2 separate regions of the Homo sapiens genome follow, and region 1 is linked to region 2. Evidence: read pairs that join two places in POLR2A ChIA-PET (ENCODE). Cell type or tissue: MCF 10A. All regions are shown on one strand. Each heading gives the region's core, and the rest is flanking DNA. Links, peaks and the distances in the headings are about the cores only.

The links. Peaks named below come from ENCODE experiments on the same cell type or tissue, not always from the same donor. Only the 100,000 strongest peaks of a DNase experiment are listed, where the experiment ranks them.
Region 1: POLR2A ChIA-PET joins it to region 2 with 5 read pairs; 1 of 35 experiments calls an interaction of 5 or more read pairs at or near these places.

The regions. Positions count from the first base shown.
Region 1 is chr11:2,909,897-2,915,192 of GRCh38, forward strand. All of the region lies in intron 5 of SLC67A1 (solute carrier family 67 member 1), which reads left to right. Among named protein-coding and RNA genes, the nearest start is that of SLC67A1-AS, 9.0 kb to the left of the region's middle. RefSeq lists enhancers at 2,219-2,922, 4,331-5,032. In MCF 10A, for the core only: no CTCF peak of the experiment used is centred there; DNase peaks (open chromatin) are centred at 2,075, 2,825 and 3,455.
Region 2 is chr11:2,176,401-2,181,827 of GRCh38, forward strand. No RefSeq gene overlaps it. Among named protein-coding and RNA genes, the nearest start is that of MIR4686, 6.1 kb to the left of the region's middle. RefSeq lists an enhancer at 436-1,282. In MCF 10A, for the core only: no CTCF peak of the experiment used is centred there; DNase peaks (open chromatin) are centred at 2,631 and 4,601.

The DNA of each region.
Region 1 (5,296 bases), core at 274-5,273, 730 kb after region 2:
CTGGATAGGGCCAGGTGATGTCCCAGTGCTGTCCGGGGCGCGACTGGACTGCCAAGCTGTCCACGCACAGCCCCACTGGGACGCTGGGGAAACTGAGGCCCTGAGAGGAGGGAGGCCTCCCAGCAGCCTCCTGCTGGGGACAGGAGCACCCTGGGACTGGGATGCTGTGGCAGCGGGGCTGAGCTGTTGGACGGTGCCCAGAGCACACCTCCCTCTCCGGAGGTCTCTAGGGCTGTGCTGCCGGCCTTGTTTGAGTCCCCGAACGTTCTCCCAGCATTTTCACTGGAGCCTGGGCTGGGGACTGATGGCTGCTGATGGCTGTGAGCAGGAGGTGGAGTGGGGTGGGGTGGGTAGTTTGAACACCTCAACATTGCCCCCAGGACTCTGGTTCTAGAATACAGCGGCAGACAACACAGGCTGAGTCCCTGGGATGAAGGGAATGTGATAGGAATTCCCGTAACATCAGGCTGAGCTACATGGAGCAAAAAGTCACAAAGTAGAACTGGGGGCTCGATGGATGGGATCACTAGGGCCTGTCTGAGGAGGCGGCATCTGAGTCGAGGCCTGAAGCAGGAGAGGGAGGCAAAGAAACCACGGTGCAGAGGCCCTGGGTGTGGAAGCCAGGGGGCCGTGTGGCTGGAGGGAGGAAGAAGGGGCAGGCACCAGGCCGGGGTGCCCTGGGTGGCACAGCAGGGGTGAGAATGGGGGGTGAGCTCCCCTGCAGGGAGACCGGTAGGACAGCCATTGTGCCGGCCGAGGTGGGGGAGGACAGTGGCTGGACCAGAGGGGACCGTGATGAGAGAAAGCAGAGGGTAGATTCTGGCTGGGTTTTGCCAGTGGGTGGGATGTGGGTGGGAACTCAAGATGGCAGTGCCAAGGCCGTGCCTGACCCTGGGGAGCCTGGCGCCTTGCGCAGAGGCCCAAGCAGCCTGGGGTGCCACTGGGATTTGGGTCTTGTTCAGGCCCAGCCTGGGTGCCTGTCAGGCACTCCAGGGAGCTACTGAGTAGGCACCCAGATAAGGGGGAGAAATGGGGTGCATCTTCAAGTGTGGATGGCTCGGAGCCCTGCGCCCCCCAGCACTTCATGTTTCGGGGCTGGGAGGTGAGGAGGGAGCACGTCCTGGGAGCCAAGGGCCACTGGATTTGTGGGGGTCAGGGACCCGTGCCTCTACCGCTGGTGGCCAAGGAAGCCACAGTGGCCCACCATCTGCAGCAGGGAGGCCACCCCAGTGCTGGACCAGCACCACCCCCTCAAGTCAGTGCCAGCCGCAGAAGCCTCATGCAATAGACGGATCAAGGGAAATGGGGAGAAAAGAGAGGGGGTCGGGAAGTCGTGCTATAAATGGGGGCAGAGGTGGGTCCAGGAGGCTATGCTCAGGGTGGGAGGAGCCATGGGGAGGCGCCCCAGGGAGAGGGAAGGGCTGATGTGGGAGCCAAGCACACTGCTGGGAGGGTGTCCCTGGAGGATGGGGCTTAGGGCACTTGTGTGGGCAGCTCTGGTGGGACAGCAGGGACGGCTCACCCTGGGGCCAGGGGGCTGGCAGGTGTGAGGTGTGGGGAGCCGGCACCACCCAGGGCCTGTCTCTCCAGGGTGGCCAGGGTGAGGAAGGGCGTGAGGAGGGCACGGGGAGGAGCACTGGGCCCCAGCAGGTGGCTGAGCTGGGCGGCTGCCATCCCAGGGTGCTGCCCACCCCCAGGTACTCTGCCGGCTCAGGGCCCAGCCGCCTGCTGCCGCCTCCTTCCCTGGCCAGCCTTCCTCACCTATGAAATGGGCCCTCCCCTGCCCTTACTCACCCACAACGATGCTGGGAGGGTCCGAGCTCGCTCAGGCAGTAAGCCGTGGCCATGGTGCTGGAGCAGCTCAGCACACATGCCTCCTGCAGGCCCGTCTACGAGGCCACAGGTCCCCTCCTGTCCTCACCTGCCCTTTCCCCCATCACAGCTGCTGACCCAGAAGACACCACTCATGTCCCTCTCCCTCCCAGTAGCTGCCAAGACGGCCTCTACCTCTGCCCACACCTGCCAGAACATTCCATTCGCTTCCCTGCCTCCATTCATCCCAAGATCTGAGGCGCTTTACAATCTTGACGTTTCATAATCAGACCAGCTGTGACATTTCCTTTGATGGGAGGGGTAACCGAGGCCCAGGAGATGATGAGGCTCCCTCCATGGAGCTCCCCAGTCCCCGTCCAAGGCCCAGGCAGTGTGGGACTCCCTCAGGTTCCTCATACCACACCCAAGACACGGGGTGCTGCTTGGGCACTGTGGCAAAAGCTGGCTGCCCAGAGTGGTGGTGGCACAGGAGGGCTGCGGGGTTGACCTTGTGGCTGGTAATCTGCCTTTGTCCAACCCAGACAGGGTGAGGGAGGCCCACACCTCCCCCTCGGGGGCTCACCGAAGGCAGTGGGGCCAGGTGCCAGCCAGGCTCCAAAGCCTGGTGCCCCATGGCAAGGGCCAGCCCCCTGGCCCTCTTGGTCCAGCTGCCCCAACGCCTGCAGCCTGTTCTGGCTCCTGGCCTGGTGCGGGGCAGGAGTCTGGTGCAGCTGTGAACATCCCCCGCCTTGCAGCCTTCCTGCCCTTCCTTGATGGAAACCGAGGCACAACATGTGTGGGCTTTCCCTCCCTGCCCACCCACCTGTGTATCCCATTCCTCTGGAAGGCCCCAGTCCTGCCTCATCCGCACCCACCTGGGCAGCAGGTGGGAGGAGGAAGTGGACTTGGCACCCACAGGCTGCGGGGGCGGGCACTGGTATAACTGGTTTGGGCCCAGCCTCCAGAGCCCAGGGCTGAGAGGCCAGGCTGGCCTGAGGAGGGACCCGGGACCTGAGTCACTGCACACACGCTGGGTGGGGGGTGGCTCTGTGACTCATGTTCTGAGCCCAGCCCCTCACAGACTGGGGAGGGATGGGGAGGGGCCATAGAGTCCTATCCTGAGCCAGACAGCAGGGAGCCCTGCAGGGTTTGCCTTCCCCAGGTGGACAGGCAGCCACCAGGGCCATGCCGGTGCCATGGGGGTGCCAGGGCCCTGTGGGCAGGACACCCCTGCCCAGCCAAGAAAAAACAAGGAGCCAGGGGCACTGGAGCTCAGAGAGGGAGGAGGGGATGGGAGGGGAGGTGAGCAGTGTCCCATACGACCCAGGGCACCCCAAGCGCTGAGCGGAGGCTGAGGAGTGCAGGGGTGTTTGTAACAGGGCACCTGCTGTACAGGGAAGAGGCTCTCGGGGGCAGATAGATGCAGGGCAGGGGCTGGCAGGCAGCTGAGGGAGCAGCAGGATATGGGCGACCCAGGCCCGCCGCCCCCCCAGCCAGGTGACTCAGCTACTGCCTTAGTTCGTGTACCTCGCAGTGCCCAGGACACTCCGGTTCTTTCTGTTCTTCCCACAGTGGGCAGGCAGCAGGCCCCGCTGAGATGGTTCTGGCCCCGCTGTCCCTCAGGACAGCCCTGTTGAGCAGCAGGCTGGACAGGCCTCCTGCTGGGCCCGTGAGTCACTCCAGTCTCAGAGCCCATTTGGGGCAGGAGGGAGCTTGTGGTTTGGTTGGAGGGCTATGTGTTTGGGGAATGGGGGGACCAGGTACGAGGAGACACGAGGACTGGGAAGGGTCAGGCCAGAGGGGCCTTTAGGACCTTCTGGGGCACGCTGGAAGCCAGACGGCAGCTGCGTTAGGAGTGGCATGGCAAGATGTTCATTTTCAAACATGGTTCTAACTGCAGCATCCTGGAGCACGGATGACTTCTCTCAGCCCTGGGCTGGACATCCAGGGACGCTCTGGACAGCCCCCTGCCCCATCGTCTTGTGAGCTAGGTGTCCCACAAAGCCAGGTCCCAGCTGACCTAGCCTCAGCCCCACCTGTGGGTTCGCTCCTGGCAGCAGGATGACCTGGGCACATGCTGTCACCTTGTGCGTCCCCTTTCAGAGCCTCAGAGTAAGGTGAGGCTTGATGAGGGCTTGTCACCGTAGAACACACAGAAGCCCAGACTTCAGCAGAGGTTCCTGGAGACGCGATTGAAAGCCAACTCCACGCCCTGCTATCTGGGCAGCCTCAGGTGTGGGCTGCGGTTGGTGGGCAGGATGCAGGTGGGCTGCGCCCTGCAGGTCCAGAGGGGCCCCAGAACAGTGGAGTTAGGGGCAGCCGGCAGCTGTGAACCCAGCCCTCATTTGCATATAAGGAAATGAGGTCACCTAGCAGGTAAGCGGCAGAGAAGGGACAGAGGCTGTGGGTCCCCTGAGTCCTGTCCAGTGTCCTTTCAACAGCATCCAGACAGACACTCCTGTAATCCATTCAACTGAAAGAGCAGGAGGAGACAAAGACAAATTAACCTGTCCCCACCTTCCTGGTCGTGGCTCCACTGATAAAAGTGTTGGATGAGCCCCGGGAAGCCAGCGTGCCCCTGCGTCTGGCAGGTCGTGGTGAGGTTGAGGGGGGCTGAGCAGGAGGGGCTGACGGCACCGTGCTAAGGGTGCTTCCAGTCAATGGTCCCGGGGGATGCCCAGGCTGTCCGGCGTGCAGAGGCCCCAGGGCTGGGGCCAGCGTGCTGGATTTCCTTCCCACTCCCGTTTCCCTCCTGGCAGTTCATTTTTGGGGAGCAGGAGAGCTGTGACTGGGGAAGGACAGCCTGCGTCTCCCCCAGCAGCCACCCACGGCCCCTGGCACAGTGGTGGGACCTGACTCCCTACCTCCTGGGGCCCTCCAGGGTCCCCCAGCCCCAGGCTTTCCTGTTGCCCACAGCAGCACAGGCCTTTGGTTTACCCACCACCGCTCGAGGGCCTGGCTTCCTGCCACCATGCCTTGCTTGTCACCAGCCTCCTAAAATAGCCATCGAAGTGGTGCGTCTGCTCCTGTGTACTTCTGGGACATCTGGCAAATAAGGCAGGTTTTGCCCCTGCCCAGCCAGACCCTGAGCTGTGACACGCAGGCCTCTGAGGCCAGGGTCCCAAAGAAAGGGCCCGTCTCTCTGGGGCTGGCCACAGGGGCCAGTTGTCCCTCCTGCGCCATACATCTGTGCCTGCTGGCTGGAGGGACAAGCTGTGGCGCCCGAGCCCAGCCGTTCCCCTTCCCTGGCATTTTCCCAAAGGAAGGGCCCATTCGTGCGGAACCCCAGCAGCCAGAAAACCTGAGTAGCTGACGTCCTGGGCGGTGGGTGCTGCAGGAGTCGGAGCTGCCCTGATGGATTGGCGGGGGCAGCAGCACAGGTGGGGTGGATATGCCAGCACCCCCCTAGACTGATGTGAGCTTAGGGGTCCCACCTCAGAAATGAGGGGTGGCCAATGCCCAGACTCTCTGGACTCAGAGGTGG
Region 2 (5,427 bases), core at 162-5,161:
AACACATGTGTGCACCACACACATGCACACACAGATGCATATGACACATGCATGCATATATGTACAAGCACACTTACATGGCACCTGTACACACCACACATACAAGTGTACTCATGTACACGATACACATACGATGCACTCGTAATGACCCACGGACACACCAGATGCACACACGGATGTGCATGCACTACACAGGCAAACACACTCATATATGACACAGTACACACAACATATACAAGTGTGCTCATACATGACACAGGCACACACCACACACGAGCACACACTACACATGTGCGTGCATGCATGACACGTGTACACATCACATGCACACACACAGGCGATACAGGTGCACACGTGTACATGCACACACACACACACATGCTGGAGCACACACTGCCCCCCCGCCCATGTCTACTCCGCAGTTCTCTTTATAGCCCGGGGTCCCCAGGGTCCCCAGAGATGCCCCCTCTAGAGCCTGGCTCCCAGGGACACCGGCCTGCAGCCTCCCAGACCCCCACTCACATTTGGGAGACAGTGGGGGACCTCCTGAGGATTTGGGGTGTCATGCCACCCTGGGCTGTCCCTCAGTTCCCATTGTCCCAAGAAGGCAGGGGACAGTGAGTCCTGCGTCCTCCCCTCACGCCATCTTGCCCCGCCTGGGGTGCAGGGCCTTTCTCTGCCGTGTAAGGAAGCAGCTCCCCTCCATCCCCCAAGCTGGAAGAACCAAGACGCCCCAACACAGGACAGAATCCGCCGTCCCTGTCAGACCCAAATGCCAGAGCAATTAGCCCTAATGAGGCCATCAGATGGAGCCCCACAGCAGGGCGGGCGGAGCGCATGGACGAGGTGGGCCCCGGAACAGCCGCCCTGCCAGTCGATCGGATGCACTTAGGGATAATTGGGTGTTTGGAAGTCAGGCCCAGAGCGAGGCCGGCAGAGCAGGCACCACGCCTCCTTCGGGCTCTGAGCCTGTGGGCTGCCTCTCCTCCTCCACACCCTGGACAGGCAGCCGGACCCTCCCTGTCCCCCACAGACGGCTCCCTGCCCCCCTTCTGCTACTGCTGCTGCCCACCTGGGGCTCCACTTTCCCTTCCCCACCAAATCCTGCCAGGCCCTCAGGCCCGGGCTGCCCTCCTCCTCCAGGCAGTCCCCCAGTGGCCTCCTCTCTGAGTCCCTCCAGCCTGGACAGCCAGTGCTGTCCTTCCATCCTTGTTGCCTGTAGGGACTGCCTCAGTGTTGAGACCCACCATGTAGGGGGCCGAAAAGAGGGTCCTGACTCAGCCCCTTGGGCCCTGGACTCAGTTTTGCCATCCACACAGTGGGGGGCATCAGGGATTAGCAGTTGCAGGCCCTTGTGGGAGGAGGGGTCAGCCTTGAGCCCCTTGTGTGTGTGGGACCCCCAAAGGCCCACAGACACAGACCAGCGAAAACTCCAGGCCAAGCTCTGGTGCGTGGGTTCCCAAGCCTGGCTGCACACACAACCAGGGTGCTCTCGGCAATTCCAGCATCTCCATACCCCTGGAGCCTCTTGTCCTGGTGTGGGCTTCCTGGTGATGTGGGCCAGCCAGGTATGGGTGGAACCGTCCTACTCCCCCTCCAGCCCTAAGCCTGAGCCAGCCTGAGTCTGGCATGGAGCTCCTGGAGCCAGGTGAGCAGTGAGGGGTGCTTCCAGGGAAGGGGATCCAGTGGCCAGAGGGTCCTGTGGGACCGAGTCGGGCAGAGGTGGAGGCAGAGGGAGGGAAAGGGTACGAAGGGGGCAGGTTACAGAGCCAAGCAAGAGAAGTCACCGTGGTCCCTGGCAGCCAGGCATTCAGCTGGAAGGAAGGGCATCCGGGTGGGCGGGGTGCGCATCTCCTACCCACAGGGCATCTCCCCAGCTCCCAGCGCCCCTCACTGCTCACCTGGCTCCAGGAGCTCCATGCCAGACTCAGGCTGGCTCAGGCTTGGGGCTGGAGGGGGAGTAGGACGGTTCCACCCATACCTGGCTGGCCCACATCACCAGGAAGCCCACACCAGGACAAGAGGCTCCAGGGGTATGGAGATGCTGGAATTGCCGAGAGCACCCTGGTTGTGTGTGCAGCCAGGCTTGGGAACCCACGCACCAGAGCTTGGCCTGGAGTTTTCGCTGGTCTGTGTCTGTGTGGGAGACAGAGTGTGCATTCAAGGGTGTGTGTGTGTGCGCGTGTGTGTGTGTGCCAGGAAGCATGTGTGGGAGTGCTTCTCTGCGTGTACATGTGTTGTACATGCTTCTAAAATTATTCATGTGAGTGTATGATTTTATGTCCACATGCATGCATGCGTGTGTTTGTGTAAGTGTGTGTGTGTGTCCTATGTATGCATGTGCATGTGTGTGTACAGTAGGGGCTTAGAAGAGCTGACCAGCCATTGATATGGAACAAACAGGGTGACCCCAGCTCCTGTGTCCCTCCGGACTCTCACACGACATCATGGCCAAGGTCCCCACCGGCCCTGAGTTCCTGCCAGGTGCTCCTGGTTTCTTGCAGACCCCTCCGGGCACCCAGCCTCGCCCCCATGCCGGTGACTCAATCAGACCTCCGGTCCCCACCCTCTGCCCCCTCCCCCTGGCTCTTGACAGCCTCTGACAAATTAGTCGAGTGAAAAGCAATAAGAGCGGCATTCAGTTCTCATTAGTCACTCACCGAGGCGGCAGCTGTGCTTTGACAGCAAATCACATCTCATTGCAAGGCCACAGCCCGCCCTGGCCCCCCAGCAGTGCCAGTGCCACGGGCTTGGGTGCTAGTCACCTGGCCTGTGGCAGGGAGAAGATGTGGTCCCACCGCTGCTCTGAGCTGAGGCAGGTCCACACCCAGGGCTCATGTGCTTCATTCCATCTGTGCTGTGACTCCCCTTCCCAGCCACACGTGTAGACTTGGAGGCCCCACCTGGGGAGAGGAGCCCCGCCTGTGGCCTGCACGGCCCTGGGCTGCGTTCACAGGGGACCTGGGCAGGCAGCTGCATGCATGGAGGATGGTGGGAGGCACTGGGGCATTTGCCCACAAGATGCAGACTCTGGGAGGGGAGGAGGTGACCTCAATGCCACCTCTCCCAAGGGCGATCAGAGGAAGGAGGCCCAGCTTGGACATACAGGGCCTGAGGAGAGGGGCCTTGGAGGCAGCCACATACAGACATGGAGGAGAGGCCGCACACTGGGTCAGAGCCGGGGAAACAGAACAGGGGTGCGGAGGACCCCTTGCATCACCTAGGACCCGTCTGGCCAGCCACTGTAGGCTCCTCTGCTTGGCCCCACGGCCTCGCCAGGGCCTTCTGTGGCCCCGCCCCTCTTGGCCGGCTGTCCACACACCCTCCACCCTGGGGGCAGCTGGGCTCAGATTTGGGAGCATCCTGGAACAGAGGGGACCCCCTGTGTGTCTCCTGTCCCTGAATCCTGTCCTTCCCTTCTGCACCTGCCTGACTTTGGGGGCCTGCAAGAGCAAGAGCCCCTCGCCCATGGAGTTCACCTCCTGCCACCCTGTGCTCCTGAGGGCGGGAAGGGAGGAGCAGCCCAGGCCTCTAGTTCTTGTTTCAGATGAGGGTTGGACGTGGCTGCTGAGGTCCCCAGTTGGCCCCACGCTGACACTTTACGGACAACACGGCAGAGACCCCCACCGCCTGAGAGAATGCAAAGGTCCCACTGCGGTGAGATGAGTCTCCAGGGGGCTTGGTAACGCTTCCATGGGCAACTCGATCGTAAACATCCTTATTTTCCCTCCACCCGTGCTCAGGAGAAACGTGTTGCTCCCTTGGGCTCTGGAAGCCCTGAGCCGATGGGCAGACCTGGAGGGAAGCCCGCAGGTGGCCTGCTCAGGCAGTGGCTGCTGTGACCGCCTTGTCCAGGGGCTGGTCCAGATGCCCTAGGTTCCCCGAACCAACATCACCACCCCCCCATGGCCGGGTGGCCCCCTCTCTCGAGGACTCACTGGGCCTGCAGGGGGGCAGCTTTCTCTGCCCCCACCCGTGGGCTGCTGGTTTGGGCCTGGAAGTGCGTCCGCCCCACTCCGGCCAAGCTCAGTCTCCCCACTCTCCTCAGCCTGCTACCCCATGGGAACCAGCCCGGGCTGGGGCTGAAAGAAGAGCCCCTGGCCCCAGTGAGACCCTCTGAGCCCCTCCCCAGGTGCCCCGGGCTGGCCCAGCCCAGGTCCTGAGCAGGAGCAGGAAGGAGGAGGTGGGCGCATTCACTTCAGGTACCTCTGCTAATCCCGGGGCTCGGAGGAGCCCCCACCCCCGGCTGACATTTCCAGGCCGCTGCGTGCCGCTGCCCCAGCCGCCGTGATATTTAGACAGGGCTTGTTTGCCATGTGATTACTTTGGGGCCTGGGATGAACTCTACCAACACCTGAGCTTGTCCGCTTTGCTCCAAAGCTTGTTTTTAATACACTCGCTGTCAGCTAAGCCGGCTCCCTCCAGCTGTGGGGTCCGGTCCCCTCCTGGGCCAGAGGGAGGACTAAGCCCAGGTTTTCCTCAGGAAGACAGATGCCTCCTCACTTTCCACACTGAGGGCAGGTCCCAGGAGGCTGGAAGGCTCCATCGTCCCCACCCAGCCCCCAGGTGAATGAACTCACTCATTCACTGATTCACGCAGCAAGCATTTCCTGGGTGCCCTTTGGGAAACAGCACGGAAAGGGAAACAGCACGGTCCCAATTTTGGAGGCTCTCATAGTCTGGGGGAAGGGAGGCCCACGGTCCTCACATCCAGTACAGCCGAGACCCTGCCAGGGGCGGCCAGGGAGGTGTCTGGAACAGCCCCCTCCAAGTGGGAAGCACATGGCCCCTGTCCCCACCCCAGCATGGCCTTGGGGGTGGGGGACCTGCCATGCTTCAGGGAGGGTGAGGCCAGTGGCCAGCACAGCACAGTTCGGGGCACACAATGGGGAGGTGGAAGGGCTGTGGTGTGGCCACACTCCCCTCACCCCACAGTCTCCAAAAGAGGATTTAACTTCTATTTTTTAAATGTTTATTTTGAGAGACAGGGTCTTTGTCACCCAGGCTGAAGTGCAGTGGCTTGATCATGGCTCACTGAAGCCTTGACCTCCCGGGCTCAAGCCATCCTCCCATTTCAGCCTCCCAAGTAGCTGGAGCTGCAGGGGCACACCAGCACGCCTGGCTATTTTTAAAAATTTTTTTGTAGAGAGGGGGTCTCACTGTGTTGCCCAGGCTGGTCTCAATCTCCTGGCCTCAAGTAATCCTCCCACCTTAGCCTCCCCAAATTCTGGGATTACAGGCTCGGCTACCACACCCGGCCAGGATTCCAAATCCTTGCAAGTTCCCCAGATTCTGGGCCTGGGGAGCCTCCCGGGATCTTCTGGGCCTCTGTTCTGTCTGCCAAGGCTGCTTTCTAGGGGAGGAAAAGTAACCAGAAACCAGGAGGCCTGAGCTCCTGGCCAGCAGGTCTCAGGAAAACTAGGGCCT